Regions from separate parts of the Homo sapiens genome. Here region 1 is linked to region 2. A link is a loop called in an ENCODE intact Hi-C map of the cell type or tissue named here. Cell type or tissue: PC-3. All regions are shown on one strand.

Region 1 (8,000 bases), 200 kb after region 2:
GTGAGCAAACCAAACTAATAGTAAACATAGGTTACTGGTTCATTCATGTGTCAGTATTGTCATTCAGACAATAAGAGTAATTTTCTCTAATAGTTGCAAATCAAGTCCACATAAGCCATCTCTAATATAAACATAAGGTTACAAATGCACCATCCGGGTATTCTTTACCTTTAGTCTGTAACTTTAATTTTTCTGCCTTTTAGTGGAATAGTCTCTCTCATTGGAATAACTGTTTTAGGATGATCTTATATAACTGTGCCTGATTTGCTAGAAGCAAAATTACATACTGTAGGGAATTTATTTTTTTGAAATATCCTGTTTCACAGAAACTCCCTCCATTCACACACCTCTGATGGCTGCCTTTTGATTTCAAATTAAAGCTCAACTCTGTAGCTGAGTATTCCATACTTCCTCTTCCCTGAACCAGGTAGAGCACTCCAACGTGCCTTACCTATGTTCTAACATAAGAGAACCACCTGCCCTGACACAACCAGGCTTCACTGTCCCTCAAACATACCATGCATAATTTTGTTACCACATAACTGCTGATTTATTTTATTTGCTTAAGTGTTATATTTCTCTCAAGGCCAAGTTCAAGTCTCATCTCTATGTGGGGCCTTTCCTCACTAGAAAACCTCAATGATCATTCTCTCATCTGAACTACTTCTGCAGTTGTTAGAGTTAGCACATCATCTCTGGGATTATCACTGATCTTTTAAAGAATACATCCTTATAGGCCATCTGTAAACTTCTAAAAGATAGTGATTATGTCTTACAAATCTTCGTATTCTAGAAACTCTGCATGTAGCACTTGACTTTCCCATAGATAATTCAAACTCATCATGGTTCATTCATGCTGAGTTCACACTGCTTTCCACCCCCAGCACACCTACTCTTTTTTTCCTTTTGTAACGTATATGAACCTCACTCCACAAACGTAAATGTGCAAGAAATTTACCTTTCTTTATTTTTATTAAATATTGACTTAATTTCTATTTCTTTTTTTTTTTTTGCACCAATGTGGTAAAAAATAAAAAGCTTCTAGGTCAGTTCAGGCTTTCTTCCTTTTTAAGTTCTGGTAGGGCGCCTCAGATCCACTCAGCCAACTGTCCACTCAGCCATCTGTCCACTCAGACATACACTAAGGATTCCATAATCCCATCAGCTCCTTAGTCATTAATCCACTAGTGTCATTTCTGGAAGGCTTCTTTCTCTCATCGCCATGGCCATTCAAGGCCTGCAGCTCTATGTCAGGCTTAGAAGCATGGGAATCTCTCTGGTGCTGTTTTGGGCTCTTCCTGCCTAGGCTTACATGCAATATGGACATATTAAAGTCTTGCTACTTTCTTAAGGCTCTGTTCTTGAAAAAAGAAGCAAGACTCTTCTCTCCAGTATCTACCAATACCTATCTTCTCATCTCTGCATCATAACTCTGTCTTTCCAAGTGAGGAAAGCTTTTATGGTCTGGAGGAAGCCAACTCTCATCTTTCAAATATATTTTTTCTGCCTAAATTATTTAAGCTAACCTTAAATATTTATAACCAAACTCCAGAAAAACACTAGCAAGTAATTTTGTAACTGTACTTTGAAAATTTCTCTTTTTTAAAGCAATAATTCCTGATCAACCACTACTTTGATTAAGCAGTATGGGAACATATAGATAAATTACTGGGAAAAAATGATTATGGGTTTAAAATGTCATCCAGCAACATTTACTTTAGTAATTAGCATAAATGTATACTTCTCATCTACCTAATCCATTAACTTGGTAGTCAACTTAGACTTCTTTCTCTTGCCCATCTCCATTGGTCTTGTTGTGCATAAACCAACACCAAAGAGAACCCTTTGGTGTAAAATTAGGTTTAATGGTAACATTCATGCCTAGACAATTCTGCTTGAGAAAAGCAGAATGAGTGAAATAATTCAAAAGTTCAAAGTAGGTAGGGTTAAACCATAAGGGAAAAGAAATAATATGTGCTAGAAGTTCAGTTGAAAAAGAAATAAATTCTTTTGTCTTGTCTTCCTTAAGTTTCACCTCCCTGCCTACATGTTCTAGGTATTCAGTAGTCATTTGTTGTTAATCATGATAATGACAATGGTGTCCATTTGCAGCTCAACTTGTAAGTTTATTTTTCCTTTTAAAGCAGCAATATGGTGCTTTTTTAATAATAGAGAGCATATTATCTTTCTGAAAGACACTTATAGTCATTCAGGTTGAGAAGTGCACACAGGCACAACATTCCAAAGTTATAACTTTTACTGTAGCTATCATAGCCTTGTATATTTAGGACAACAACTGAAGTAAAGGGTCTTGAGAAAAGGACAGCATTTTATAATTAACACATAGCTACCATATGAGCTAGGGACTATTCTTTCCCCTAAGTATCAAAGAGCTCTCTAATTTGGTCCTCAAATTTTAGTTTTAAGAACCACCTGAGCTCTTTATTTCATTCATACATTCTTTAAAAATATATCACGGTCATTATTTATTTATTTCATTTTTTTTTTAATTTTTGTTTTTGACAGGGTCTTGTTCTCTGTGGCCCAGGCTGGAATGCAATGGCATGATCATGGCTTACTGTAACCTCAAACTCTTAAGCTCAAGCAATCCTCCCGCCTTAGCCTACTGAGTAGCTGAGATTACAGGTGTGTGCCACCACACTAGGCTCTAAGGCTCATTATTTAGTTAGAAATAAAAAAGGCATGACATCAAGGACCTGTAGGCCTCTTCTTTCCTTAAACAACCATCTACTAATATATGCAAAGCATGGTATTAGTTATCCTCCTGGGAAGAACCAAAATAAGATTACAGAAGTATATCAGACCTAGTCCTCATCTTCTGAAAGTTGACATTCTAACTTATGAAATAACACAAAAGCAAATGGTTACAGTACAAAGTGATGAGAGCTGTAACTGCTGCCCGTCCAAAATGCTGAGGAAATACCAAGAAGGAAGCAACTAACTCTACCTTAGGGATTAGGAGAGAGCCTCAGTGAGGAAGTCAGGATTGGGACTTCCCAGGCAAAGAAGAGAGGGAATGCTTCCCAGTAAAAGGAAATAGCACATGCCTGTTTCAGGGAAGTAAATAATTCTGCTAGAAAATATTAACTGAGTCTGTAACTTGGGGTACAGAAGTGTGGAGAAGACAGATAAAGCAAATCTGGTAAGACTGGCTGGAGTCTGGTAAGATTATGGAAACTTGTTTGTCAGGACTTAGAACTTGATTTTAAATGAATATGAAGGAGAGAAATGCAACTGTGTAAAGAAGAAACTTCAGATGGTGTTGGGAAGATCTGAGGCACTCTACCAGCTGAGTATTAAAACTGTCTATTTGGCAGCACTGTAGAGGTGGGTTGGAGGAAAGCAAAGGACAAGTAAAGGGCTAGTCCAGGTAGGACTAGGACAAACCTAACTTCAGGAATCTCTTAGCCATCTCTGACCTTGCAGGACATCATGGAAAAGCTCTAATCATCTTGACAAGAGTCTAATTCTAAGACTCCTGTTGTCTCCACAGCACCAAGCAGCTTGTGGTAACAAGTTTCTGTATGCCACCCACTTCTGAGGTCAAAAAAGAATGAAGGTGTTTATTTACAGTCCCTTCATTATTGCCTCTGATAGAATTGTGCTTCTTTCTTTCAGAGCATTTTTTTAAATTTGGAATTATTCTTTCATAAGTATGATTATTTGATAAATGTCTGATGAATCTCACTAGATTATAATCTTCAAAATATTAAAAGTGGTGCCTGTATTTTGCTCATCACTGTCTCTGGAGGCTAGCAGAGAATCTAGCATATAGTAGACAATCAATAAATGTTTGCTGAAGAAACATTGACTAAAATATTGAGAAAGTTGATGTAATAGCATGCTACTTAGAAAAATGTTTAGTGGTTTTTTTTGAAATGATAAAATATTCAATTCGTGATTTACTGTTTACTAGATAATTTTTTTGCTGTTTATAGCCAAATTTTCTCTTCAATATTGCATGTGTACACTAACTTTGTACCTATTAAATTTCAGGTCTGAAATCCACTTAAATTGGGAAGTAATTTGACCAAATTATTTAATTCTCTGGACTTTATATCCCAAGATAAAGTAATATCTTCTGTAACTAAAGGGGACTTTTTTAACCTAAGGCAAACAATTTTTCAATCATGACTTTACATTTGATGAGATTCCATTGAGAAACTCTATGCATGTCCTACTTCTAACAGGCACACACAAAAAGAGACAGTCAAAGCACTTCATTAAAGGCAGAAAGATTAAGGCAAAAGATTACACAACAAAACCACCCACATTCAGTTTTGCAAGTCTAATAGTCATCCTGAATCATCACCCTAGAGCGGCCTGTATTCCGTTCCAACTCGTGGCTTCAGCTTACCATTCAAGATGCAAGAAAGTAAAATATTAATATTGGTGACCAAAAAAGCAGGTGTGTTTCTCTTTCCTTAGATACTCTTAGCCCTGGAGGCAGCAATTGTTTCTTGATTTTTAGTTAGTAAATATACATCTCTTGGGAGGTAATTAAAGAACAAGCACATATTTTAAAATCACCAAAGAATAATACTTGATCGTATTTCTGGCAACCGAATCACTGACTTAAGAATCTCAGAAACTAGTTTTTAAATAAGCTTTACCCAGCCCTGGCTCAGCCCCATAACAATATCCTCCAGTTATTCATCCTTTCCTTTATCAGGCTCTTCTCTCAAACTACCCTATTTTTCTCTTCTTGTACATTTGTTCATGTTGTGTTCTTAACCTAAAGCAATGTCCTTCTCCTGGCAAAGTGTGTGCTCCAATGCTAGCCTACCATGTTCTCCCTCATCATTCTAGGAAAACTGTATTATTCCTTTGTCTGCTTCCCTACAGCATGTGGTTTATGCACCTGTTACACAGTTTTCTTCCTCTCTCCTATTCCAGTTATTTGACTGCAAGACCTGTTAAGTCAGGAAATATGGAATTCATCCTTATAGGCCTACTTAGAGACTAATTTGATGCCCCAAATAATGTAGGCAAGTGATAATAAATAATGAGTGAATGAACTTCATAAAATACTAGAGAATCTTTATAATAATAGATACAGGTACAGTAAGACAATTAACTAAAATAAAAAAGTTTGTTATAAAACTAAGAAACAAGGTCAAGGTCAATATAATTGTTGTACTTAAATGTTAAACGTAACATGAAACTTCCAGGAAACCAATGAAAAAAATATATAACTAATGGATCACATATTTCTCATGACTTAATGAGGAGTAATGGGAAACTAAAAATAGAACAGTTGTTACAAGGATTGAAATTTATCCTCACATTAGCACAATTCCTTATAGAATTGAAATGTTATACCCTATTCTAACTTTGAGCTTAAAAAGGAATACGAAGATGTTACAATCTTTTTTACACAATGTCAAGCATTCAATCCAAAATGATTAGCTATTTCCGAATAAGACAAAATGACCAAAAGGGGAAAAAAAATAACACTAGAAATCACTGAACAGGTGAAATGTATACAGAAAAAAAAATTTTTTTCAGAACTGACTAAAGAAATTAATTCACAGATTTAAAAAGCTCTGTGTGTCTTCAAAGGAAATGATGAAATACAGAATATAACAAAATGCTAATGCTAAACTATTGAAAAACAAAATTCACAAACAAAACCTATATGCCAGTTGAAAACATTTTTTTAAATGAACATAAAATAATTTTCAGAAAAATAATGAGAAAATTTAGTGGCAGCAGACATGTACTAAAAGATATGCTAAAGAATATTCTTTGGGCAGAAAGAAAGTTATCCTAGACAGAAATGCAAGAAGAAAATCAATCCAGGCAAAAATTTAAGTAGAAATAAAATCACTGGAAAGAATAAACATATAAGGAAACAGAAATGAATACTGATAGTATAAAATGACAATGGTAATACAACATGGGGTTTAAAATGCAGGCATAATTAAAATACTTGACAATAATACAAAAAAGCCTGAGTGGGGTAAATGAAATTGAAGAGTCCTCAAGTGCTCACATTTCCTAAGAAATGAACAAAATATTAATTAAGAGTACATGCTAATAATTTAAGGCTTTCTGTTGTAATTTTTAGTGTAATCACTAAAATAAGAGAAAAATAATTTCTAGCTAATAAGCTAATAGATGGCAAAATGGAATGATAGTTGAAAAAATAATCAATTAAAAAGAAGGCAACAAAAGAGAAAAAAAGAACAGTTGGGATAAACAAAAAAAATAGCAATACGGTAGATTTAAATTAAAAAAAATCAGTGATAAATTGCCTGTAAATAGACTACAAGTTTCAGATTTGATAAAAATAAAAATGCACATTCAATTTATGAGTCATTTCTTAAACAAATATGTAGAGAGGTTAAAAATAAAAGAATGGGAAAAAGAATATACTATGCAAATATTAACCAAAATTCACTTGGGAAACTAATAAAGTAGGCTTTAAAGTGAAAAGCATTATTATAAATAATAAGAAAAATTGTAACAATTACAAATCTGTCTTCACCTAATAACATCGTCTCAATATATAAACATGTATAATGTGGCACAACTGCAGTCATAATGAGAGATTTACAACTTTCAGTAACTCATAGGACAAGCAGACAAAAGTCAGAACAAATATAGTAGGTTTGAACTAAATAATTAACAAATATTGATTCAAAGTTTAAAAAAATAGAGTGTGTTCAACAGAAAAATATACTACATGGTATTTTTATAAAAATAATGGCCGGGCATGGTGGCTCACACCTCTAATCTCAGAACTTTGGGAGGTCAAGGCGGGTGGATCACTTGAGGTCAGGAGTTTGAGACCAGCCTGGCCAACAGAGCAAAACCCCACCTCTACTAAAAATACAAAAATTAGCCAGGCATGGTGGCCGGTGCCTGTAGTCCCAGCTACTTGGGAGCAATTCAAGCATGAGAATTGCTTGAACCTGGGAGACTGCATGAGCTGAGATTACGCCATGGCACTCCAGCCTGGGCAAAAGAGCAAGACTCTGTCTCAAATAAATAAATAAATAAATAAAATAAAATAAAATAAAATTTGAATGTTTGGATGTTAACTATAAACTCCTAAAATAATTGATGAACCAATGAATAAATTGCAGTGTAAATTGCAAAATATTTTGGATGACTTCTAAAGAAAAATATGGAGGTCAAGCTCATGCTTGTAATCCCAGCACTTTGGGAGGTACAGGTAGGAGGATCACTTGAGCCCAGGAGTTTGAGACCAGTCTGGGCAACATAAAGAGTCCCTGTCTCTCCAAAAAAGTTTTAAGAAATAAGCCAGACATGGTGGTGTGCAGCTGCATTCCCAGCTACACAAGAGGCTGAGGCAGGAGGATCACTTGAGTCCAGGAGTTCAAGGCTGTGATTGTGCCACTGCACTCCTGCCTAGCTGACAGAGCAAGACCCTGTCTCACACACACACACACACACACACACACACACACACGCATACTGAAGCTTTACATACACAGCTAAATTTGACAAAAAACAAACGAACAAACAAATACTGATTTGCAATCATCTACCAGAAAAGAAAGGCTGTATTTCATGATTTAATGTTTTATCTTAAAACATTATGAAAATAACATCAAAGTAAACATAAAGAACTCAGAAGAAAAGAAATAAGAGTAGAAATGAATGAATTAAAACCAAAAGTACAACAGAGAATATTAAAAAGGCAAGAATTGGTTTCTGAAAAATAATTAGTGAAGTGGATAAGACTTTTTTAAAAGATTGATCAAGAAAAGAAAAAAGTACAAATTACCATATTAGGAAGTAAAAGCGGGCATTATATGTATTACAAAATATAAATTACAGAATATTTTTGTAAATTACAAAATGTATTATTTAAAATATTATAACTTTCATATATTCTTTCATATACATATGAAAGATAAGAGAATACTAAGAATAATTTTTGATCAATATATTTGTAAATCAGAGGAAATGAAGAAAGTCATTGTGAAACACAATTGACCAAAACAAAC
Region 2 (8,000 bases):
CCATTCATGAGGAGAGGCAGTAATGATTTAATCACCTCCTCAAAACCCCACCTCTTACTATCATTACCTTGGGGGTTAGGTTTCAACATATAGATTTGGTGGGGTGAGGGTGGGGACACAATTATTCAGATCACAGCAATAAGAAGACAAATATGGAAAGGTGTTTCAGATTGAAAGACAGAGTAGGCAAAGAGAAAGGTTATAAAATGCAAGGACTATTTCAGAAATGAAGGTAGGATTATGAATTATGTTTTATTATGAGATGAGTTTAAGCTCAGATCATTAGGTGTCTTCAGAACCATGCCATTGAGTTTGGGCTTTGATCTTGAGAGGGAGCCATTGAAAATATCTGAGATGTCAAGTGACATGGGGACATCTGTTTTTGGACTTAGGGGTGCTGGGAAATTCCACTATTGCCACATCTTAAACCTCTAAGAAAGAGCTAGGTTTGCCTGGGAATTCTCCCAGACCACCACAGCACAGACAGAGAGGTCAGATTGGATTTCCTGATTATTTGGCTTATGGTCAGATAGATTGAGATGCAAAAACCTCAAAATAGGCTTTATGGCCACTTCATCTCCATTTGTACCCCTGCCTTTGGGCTTTATAGCATTCTGTTTATTCTGTGTATTTCTGACACTTAACACACTGCCTGGCAAGTAACTACTCAGTAAATGTTTACTGAATGAATGGACAAACTACTAACTTGTTTCAACAGTGGGGAAGAGGCCAATTATCAGAGCTTGAGTAAACAATCTACACATGAGCATCTGGTTTTGAGCTGACAGACAACTAGCCTTTGATACCATCCTCTGGTCCTTGAGTTTTTGGATAAATACTTCATTTTCCTGAGCTGAGTTCTTTTCATTTGAAACGAGTTCATCTTATTCCAAACGTTTAGGGGGTAATCTCAAATGTACTTCATCTCCAATGAACTGATCCAGTTTTAACTTCAGAAAGTCAAGCTTCACATCTCCCAAATTTATTTGATTTTTGAATTTTGAAAAGATTAGAGACTGAAGCCTGCATAAAATAACAAAAGTAATTCAAAAAAGTGTTATATATACCATAGTTGAACAATTAAATTACAAGTTCAAGTCTAATCCAACTTTTTAACTTATAACATTATATTAGGTGTATATTCTGTGAATAACTTTATATCCCTCTTCATAATTATAATTGATGCTTTTATAAATTTTATAATTGATGCTTTTATAACTTTTATAATTGAATATTATTTCAATAAATAAGTCCATAATAATATAATAAAATAAGTAGCAAATCAATTTCTAAGTCTGAGAGGCTTTACAAATCACTAATTAGAAAATATATGATCAAGTGAAAAATTTTTTGTTCAGTATGGAAAGAGTGATTAAAACCTGGTCTTCATTCTCTCCAAAGTACGGTTTTAATAGTTTCTGTTGATCCTTAACACATCTGAAACCTAAAAGCAATTTAGACAAAGTTGGATTTTCCAACTCTTCATTTTATATGTGGTATTCACAGATCCTCAGTGCCAAATGATTATCTGTAGATGAATTAAAGACACCCCGTAAGTGGAATTGTGTGTATGTGTATGTATGTGTGTGTGATGCAAAGCGTCACAGGACCCTCATAAGGTGGACTTTGGGAAAGGTACTATTAAACCTCTAAGAGTTCTGCCTTCAAGTTCTATTATTCTCTGCCATGACTTTTGGGAAAGTGATCATGTTCCCGGTGTTCTGAAAGTTTAAAGAGACGTATGCAAAGAGATGAGGTTTTAGCAATCGCTCCAGAAATTATCCCATCACATAGTGTAGGCTCATTGCCTAAGAACAGAATATAACCGAGAATAATACAGAAATATCAATATCCAAGGACAAGTACCGAAAAACAAATCTTGTTTTGACAGAGGTCTGTTAAAGTGTATGTTCGTACACCAATTATGCGGAAATTTTGAGAAGTTTCTTTTCTGTCCATCCTAGTAATGTTTGAGTGACTTGGTTGTGACTTAGAGGCCTCCTTTTCAAGACTGTATCTCTCACTGATGTACACCACAGTTTCTGATAGGTTTTCCTTGGCTGGAGATTATCCTTACATCTTTCCAAAATTCTCTCAAATATGAGAGGCCTGGTTTCTCAGGAGGGAGTATTGAAGAAGGGCATACATAAATGACAAAGAGTTAATTCAGCTTGCTTCTCAGAGTTAGAGTCATTGAACGTAAACACACACAGACATACATGTACACATTCATATAAAAAGCATCTCTTTTTTTTAAAGTGCTGTCTAAAAAGCAAAATAGAACAAAAATCCAAGAACTCAAAAATTCTACACAACCAGAGAAGCACTGGGAGAGAAACAGTACTGTACGTTCAGCAAACTGTTTTATTTTCCTCTTGCACGTAGTTAGCTATATTTTTCCAACCTCCCTTAAAGTTAGGCATGGGCATGTGACTTGGTTCTAACTAGTGCAATACAGGCAGGGTGCTTCATGCTGCTTCCAGATGTGGCCCTAAAATTACCATCTGACCCTTCACTTGCCCTCGTTTCCTCCCTTTCTCCTCCCTTCTCCTCTCCTCTCTTTATCATAGGCTGAATAGAGAGGACCCAGAAGAAATCTTTGAGGCCCTAGAGGACTGCTAAGCCACTAGATGGAAGGATTCTAGACCTCTTAGTCACCCTGAGTAGGAAAGTCACACAAGAGAGCTGCCAGAAGGGAAATATCTGTGTAAGATTTTGTGTGAGAAGGCTGATTATAGCATTTGTTTTGAAATTACGGCATTTGTTTTTTCCTGTGGTTATCTTTTAATCTAAAACAGGAAGCATTGAGGGTATGTTCTGATCACTTAGAAGAAGATAAGGTATAACATCCAGATTTGATCTCTCTAAGAATGTGCTACCTTTGCTATTCTAGGGAATATTCCTTGATATAAACATTAAGACCTATTAGGTATATACATTTCAGCAAAAGATGATTGTAATTACAAACTGACATTGATGGTAAATTACTCTATACCCTTAATAAGGTCACGGGTTGTGAGTCTGAAACCGTCTCTCTGGTGGTTTGGGACATAGCCACCATGGTATGTAAATCTGATGCTAAAAATTGGAGCAGCTAGCCATGTGAAGAATTTGGATACTGTACATAAACCACAATGAATCTTATTGTGGAATAGTAAAGATTTATCACTGTATAAATTTCTGTGCACTGATTTGGTCTGTTTGTTTTTCTTTTGTTAGAAAAATCAAGAGACCATGAAATTGTTTGAGAAATAATTCTAAGTCTACGTGAGCACTGAGGCTTCAGGAACTGAACCATGCTCTTCTGTGCCCATCCCTTAGCTCATTATTCTCAGAGGGATGTGGATTTCACTTTCAACCACTTTAGCTTAGATAGTGATAACAATTACCTACCATTTATTCAGTACTCACTACGTACTATACTAAAAACTATATACATCTCATTTACTCATACAGCGATATAGCACATTAAATATTTTTATTCCTGTTCCACATATGAGGAAACTGAGGCTTAGAAAGTTTAAGCAACTTGGTTCAAGTCAAACATCTGTAATGTGGCAAAACCACATTTCTAAAAGTCATGTTCCTAATCAGTGCTCAATGCATCCGTTACTGACCTTTGTATTCTTTATCTGTAATTGTATTAGATACCTCCCTTTTATGTATAATGTCCAATTTTATAAAATATATTTTTATTTACTCTTGAGTGAGATCAAACCCCAGGGGATAGCATATTTGTTCAGGGCCATTTTGTTTTAATGATTTTACACCATAAAATTTGTTTAGATTCTTAGTCACTGGACTTTGTGGAAAGAATGTCATAATTTCTGTGCTGAATTTAATTTTAAAAAGCCCTGGAAATGCTACTTCCATGATCCCTTCCCTTTTAAAGAGAGAGAATTTGCCAATCATCTTTCTCACTCAGTCCCAACATTGGAATGGTGTCATTAGGAAAGGAAATTTTCAGCTTTCACATCAGTAAACACAGTGGAGATGCAAGAAATCCATAGTTCTTACTCGGAAAGGACTGCGGAATTTTATGATATTCTGAATTTTATAGCCCAACATTTTTAAAGGAACCAAAATAAACAAACAGTTCCTCAGTTGCATTCTTTTTCCCCTTTGGCACTAGTCTATCTTATCTGAAATTTTTTCAGTTCATCTACTTCATGATAAGCACTTTTCTTCTCCTAGGAAGAGCTATCAGAATCTCTTAGTATCTTTTTTTTTTTTAGATGGAGTCTTGCTCTGTCTCACCCAGGCTGTAGTGCAGTGGCGCAATCTCGGCTCATTGCAGCCTCCACCTCTCAGCTTCAAGTGATTCTCCTGTCTCAGCCTCCCAAGTAGCTGGGACTACAGGCGATTGCCACCGCACCCAGCTAATTTTGTATTTTCAGTAGAGACTGGGTTTCACCATGTTGACCAGGCTGGTCTAGAACTCCCAACCTCAGGTGATCTGCCCGCCTTGGGCTCCCAAAGTGCTGGGATTACAGGAGTGAGTCACTGCACCCAGCCTCTTAGTAACTTTCTATCTAATTCACACTATCAATTGCAACAACTGAAATATCAACATACACGTATACGAACTAAACAAATATGTACACACACACACACACAGTGTTTGCTGTCCTAAAGCTGCTCCCATGTTTCAACATCTCTGAAATTAAAGAGTTATTATCACTATTTAATAACCTTTCCAACATGCAAACACATGCTTCATCTGGATCAATCACAGATAATTTCATAATAAATAATGTACTAAATATCATCTTCCACACTGATCAAGAGACCAGCTTGAGAGAGTGTGTCATGTAACTTTTGACAAACACAATAACTTTGAATAATAATTTGCTTATTAGCTAAGATTTGGGAAGCTGACTGCTTCCAGAAGCATCTGGATGGGATAAGAAATGAGAACAGCTATACTGTTTTCATATAGCTATACTGAATTTGAATTTCTTTAAACTCAATACACTAAAAATATGACCTCACAAGCCTGTAGGTCACAGATAAAATCTGAAATTAGGATTGTAGACATCCTGATTAAATGAAGTTGGTCTCATTAACCAAAAGTAATCATGCTTGTTCAGTCCCTAAGCTGCTTAATGCTTCTGCAAAATCTGGGAATTAGGCTTGAGGATATCTCTTCTGTGCTGCATAAGCCCTTTCCTTTAAAGCAGTTTTCTTTGTGTTCTTTTTTTCTTTTAGCTTGAAATTGGACCCAGCCTCCAAAAGTCAGTCTTTACCCTGAGCTTAGAAAGGGAAGACATAGAGTTAGTAGTAACAGGAAACATATTAAATGCAAGGGATAGAATTAAAGAATGTGTTAATGTGGAAAAATGAGAAACCTTGCTATATAATCCACTATTTCTGTCAGACTCCAAGAATCTAAAATGGAAAATTATTCAAGAAAGATAACAACATAAGAGAATGCGCTGATGGAGGAAGGTCTATATTGGAAAAACAAAAACAAATGCCAATCTTTACAGAGGGTAACCTACAAGGATATATCACAAGCATCTACAAGTGATGGATTTTGATTCCCAAGTGTGTGGAGAAAACTCCTAGGGACAACTTTGCAGTGACCAGAAAGCCATGATTGAATAAGGGGACACATGTTCCTGGGATAGGAGTGATCTTGTGTTTATTTTGGAAAGAATTATTTAAAGGGAAAAATAAACCTGATGTATTAGTTTGTTTTCACAGTGCTATAAAGGACTACCTGAGACTGGGAATTTACAAACAAAAGAGGTTTGATTGACTCAGACAGAGTTTCACAAGACTGGGAAGACCTCAGGAAACTGACAACCATGACAGAAGGCAAAGGGGAAGGAAGGCGTGTTTTGCAGGGTGGCACGATGGGGGAACTACCAAACACTTTTAAACCATCAGATCTTGTGAGCGGTCACTCACTGTCATGAGAATGGCATGGGGGAAACTGTCACCGTGATCCAATCACCTCCCATCAGATCCCTCCCCTGACATGTGAGGACAAGATTTGGGTGGGGAGAGAGAGCCAAACCATATCACCTGAAAATACTGCATAAATAACATTTAGCAGGCTAAGTGTAAAGACCTTTATCACATCATTTAGAAATTCAATGTTTCAATTGTTAAAGAAACATGTAAACATATAATATTGTTAAGTTAGCCAACTAATATAAGTGATTCAGTTTTCCTTGGGGGTAGAGAACCTATACATGTAAGATGGGATTGTCATTTTTGGGAAAGGTGGAAAAAGATGGAAATTACTTTTGAGCTTTACTTTGAATCATTTATCTAAAAAAACAAAAACAAAAAAACAATGTAGCCTATACTTTTGGAGAGGGGTATATTTAACAGAAATAAGAATATAAAGAATATGTGAAGAACATAAAGAATACTTCGGAATATGAATGTCTCTAGCTCTTTGTGAGGAGCTCTGACATCTCTCAGACATAACTGAATGAAAAAGCACAAATTTCTCGGTTGCCGTAATTGAAGTGTAGGGTAAGAGGAAAATAGCAGCAAGAACAAAACTCACAGATGCAGACAAGGACAAAAGCCATAGACGCACGAAGGAAAAACCTGCCCACAGAAAAACGGTGTTCTCGGTTTGGTAAAAGTGAGAGAACTTGTTCTTTGGGAAGCCAGGCAGCTCCTAGCAATCACAACTTTCTTTTGTACATACTCAGATCATTTATTTTAAAACGAATCGGTAGCCTTTTTTGAAAATACTCAAACTTGTCCTTAGTTATAAGCTTCCTAATCTGCGCTTGCAGAGTCCATGATGCTCAGTTGGCTCTCCTTGATTATGTGCCCATATTCACTCTTTCATATCTATTCTTTTTGCATCCGATGTATCAGAAATCTGTTTATTCCTCCAGATTTCTTTTGTAAAGTTCTACCTGACCAATCAACACATCTAGTCCCTCCATTTTATGGCATTATCATGCCATAAAATGTTATCTTCGAGTCTAGTCCAGCAAAGTTTTTCTGTAAAAAAATCAGATTGAATATTTTCAGCTTTGCAGGCCATGCGGTCTCTGTCACAGCTACTCAGCTCTGCCGTCGCAGGTTGAAAGCAGTCATAGACTACACCTAAACAAATGAGCATGGCTTAAACACGCTGCAAAAACAGATGAGAGTATGTGGGTAGCAGTTTGTAGATCCCTATTTCAGAGAGTCTTCTGTTTTTCTTGAGCCAGATCTCCTTCGTGAGCGCTTTTCTTTGGAATTATGCTCCTCTTTTTCTCTATGAACTTTAAAAAGCAAATTTCTTTCTTGAAATGTAGATAAAGCCTGGGTTTGTCCTCTAAGTACTGCATTTGAGAAGCATTGAACAATCACATAAACCTTAAAAGGATTTTTATTCATTTAATCTCATTTATTCTGTTTCTAAAAGGATATTAAAGAAGATCCAGTTAGTAATCTTCAGTAGCAGTTTTCACTGTTTACTCTTCTCTCCTGCCTTCACAAGCTACAATCTATTCATTTTTCCTCTGCCAAACCCTGTCTCAAATTCTTGCCCCCAGCAAGCTCGGCCCACAAGGTTTTCATTTTTTCCACGCCACCTCTGTCTCAGAGCTCTTTGTTTTGTAGGTAGACTAAAGCATCATTGCTAAATTTGTTCATCTGTCTTCTCCCTCCATCATTCTCAGATACAGAAATCAAAGAACCAGGCCAAGGAGGAAGAATCATTGAAGGGAAGATCAAAGCTTGTGAACACTCCTGATTTTAAATGTTTATCCTGTTAAATATTATTTTTATTATCATTATTGGCTTAAGTATATTTCATTTACTTGTGAAAAAACTTCTCATACATTGTACATAGAATGTTCTCATTAGACAAGGCCTTAAAGACCATCCTGTCTCCAATAACTTTAGATAGTGCATCTCTTCCATTAAAGAAGACTGAATCCCAGCACTTTGGGAGGCTGAGGCGGGCAGATCACCTGAGGTCAGGAGTTCAAGACCAGCCTGGTCAACATGGAGAAACCCCGTCTCTACGAAAAATACAA

Evidence for each region. A loop is a pair of places that touch in the nucleus more often than their neighbours do. Peaks named below come from ENCODE experiments on the same cell type or tissue, not always from the same donor. Only the 100,000 strongest peaks of a DNase experiment are listed, where the experiment ranks them.
Region 1: a loop joins it to region 2, with 4 times the contacts of the local background. A loop is called at or near these places in 2 of 110 quality-filtered maps.

What each region holds. Positions count from the first base shown.
Region 1 is chr3:189,910,704-189,918,703 of GRCh38, forward strand. No RefSeq gene overlaps it. Among named protein-coding and RNA genes, the nearest start is that of MIR944, 85 kb to the left of the region's middle. In PC-3, no CTCF peak of the experiment used is centred here; DNase peaks (open chromatin) are centred at 508 and 4,308; H3K27ac peaks cover 4,735 bases.
Region 2 is chr3:189,712,583-189,720,582 of GRCh38, forward strand. The region is part of intron 1 of TP63 (tumor protein p63); the gene reads left to right. Among named protein-coding and RNA genes, the nearest start is that of TP63, 85 kb to the left of the region's middle. In PC-3, no CTCF peak of the experiment used is centred here; DNase peaks (open chromatin) are centred at 719, 2,659 and 3,169; H3K27ac peaks cover 3,609 bases.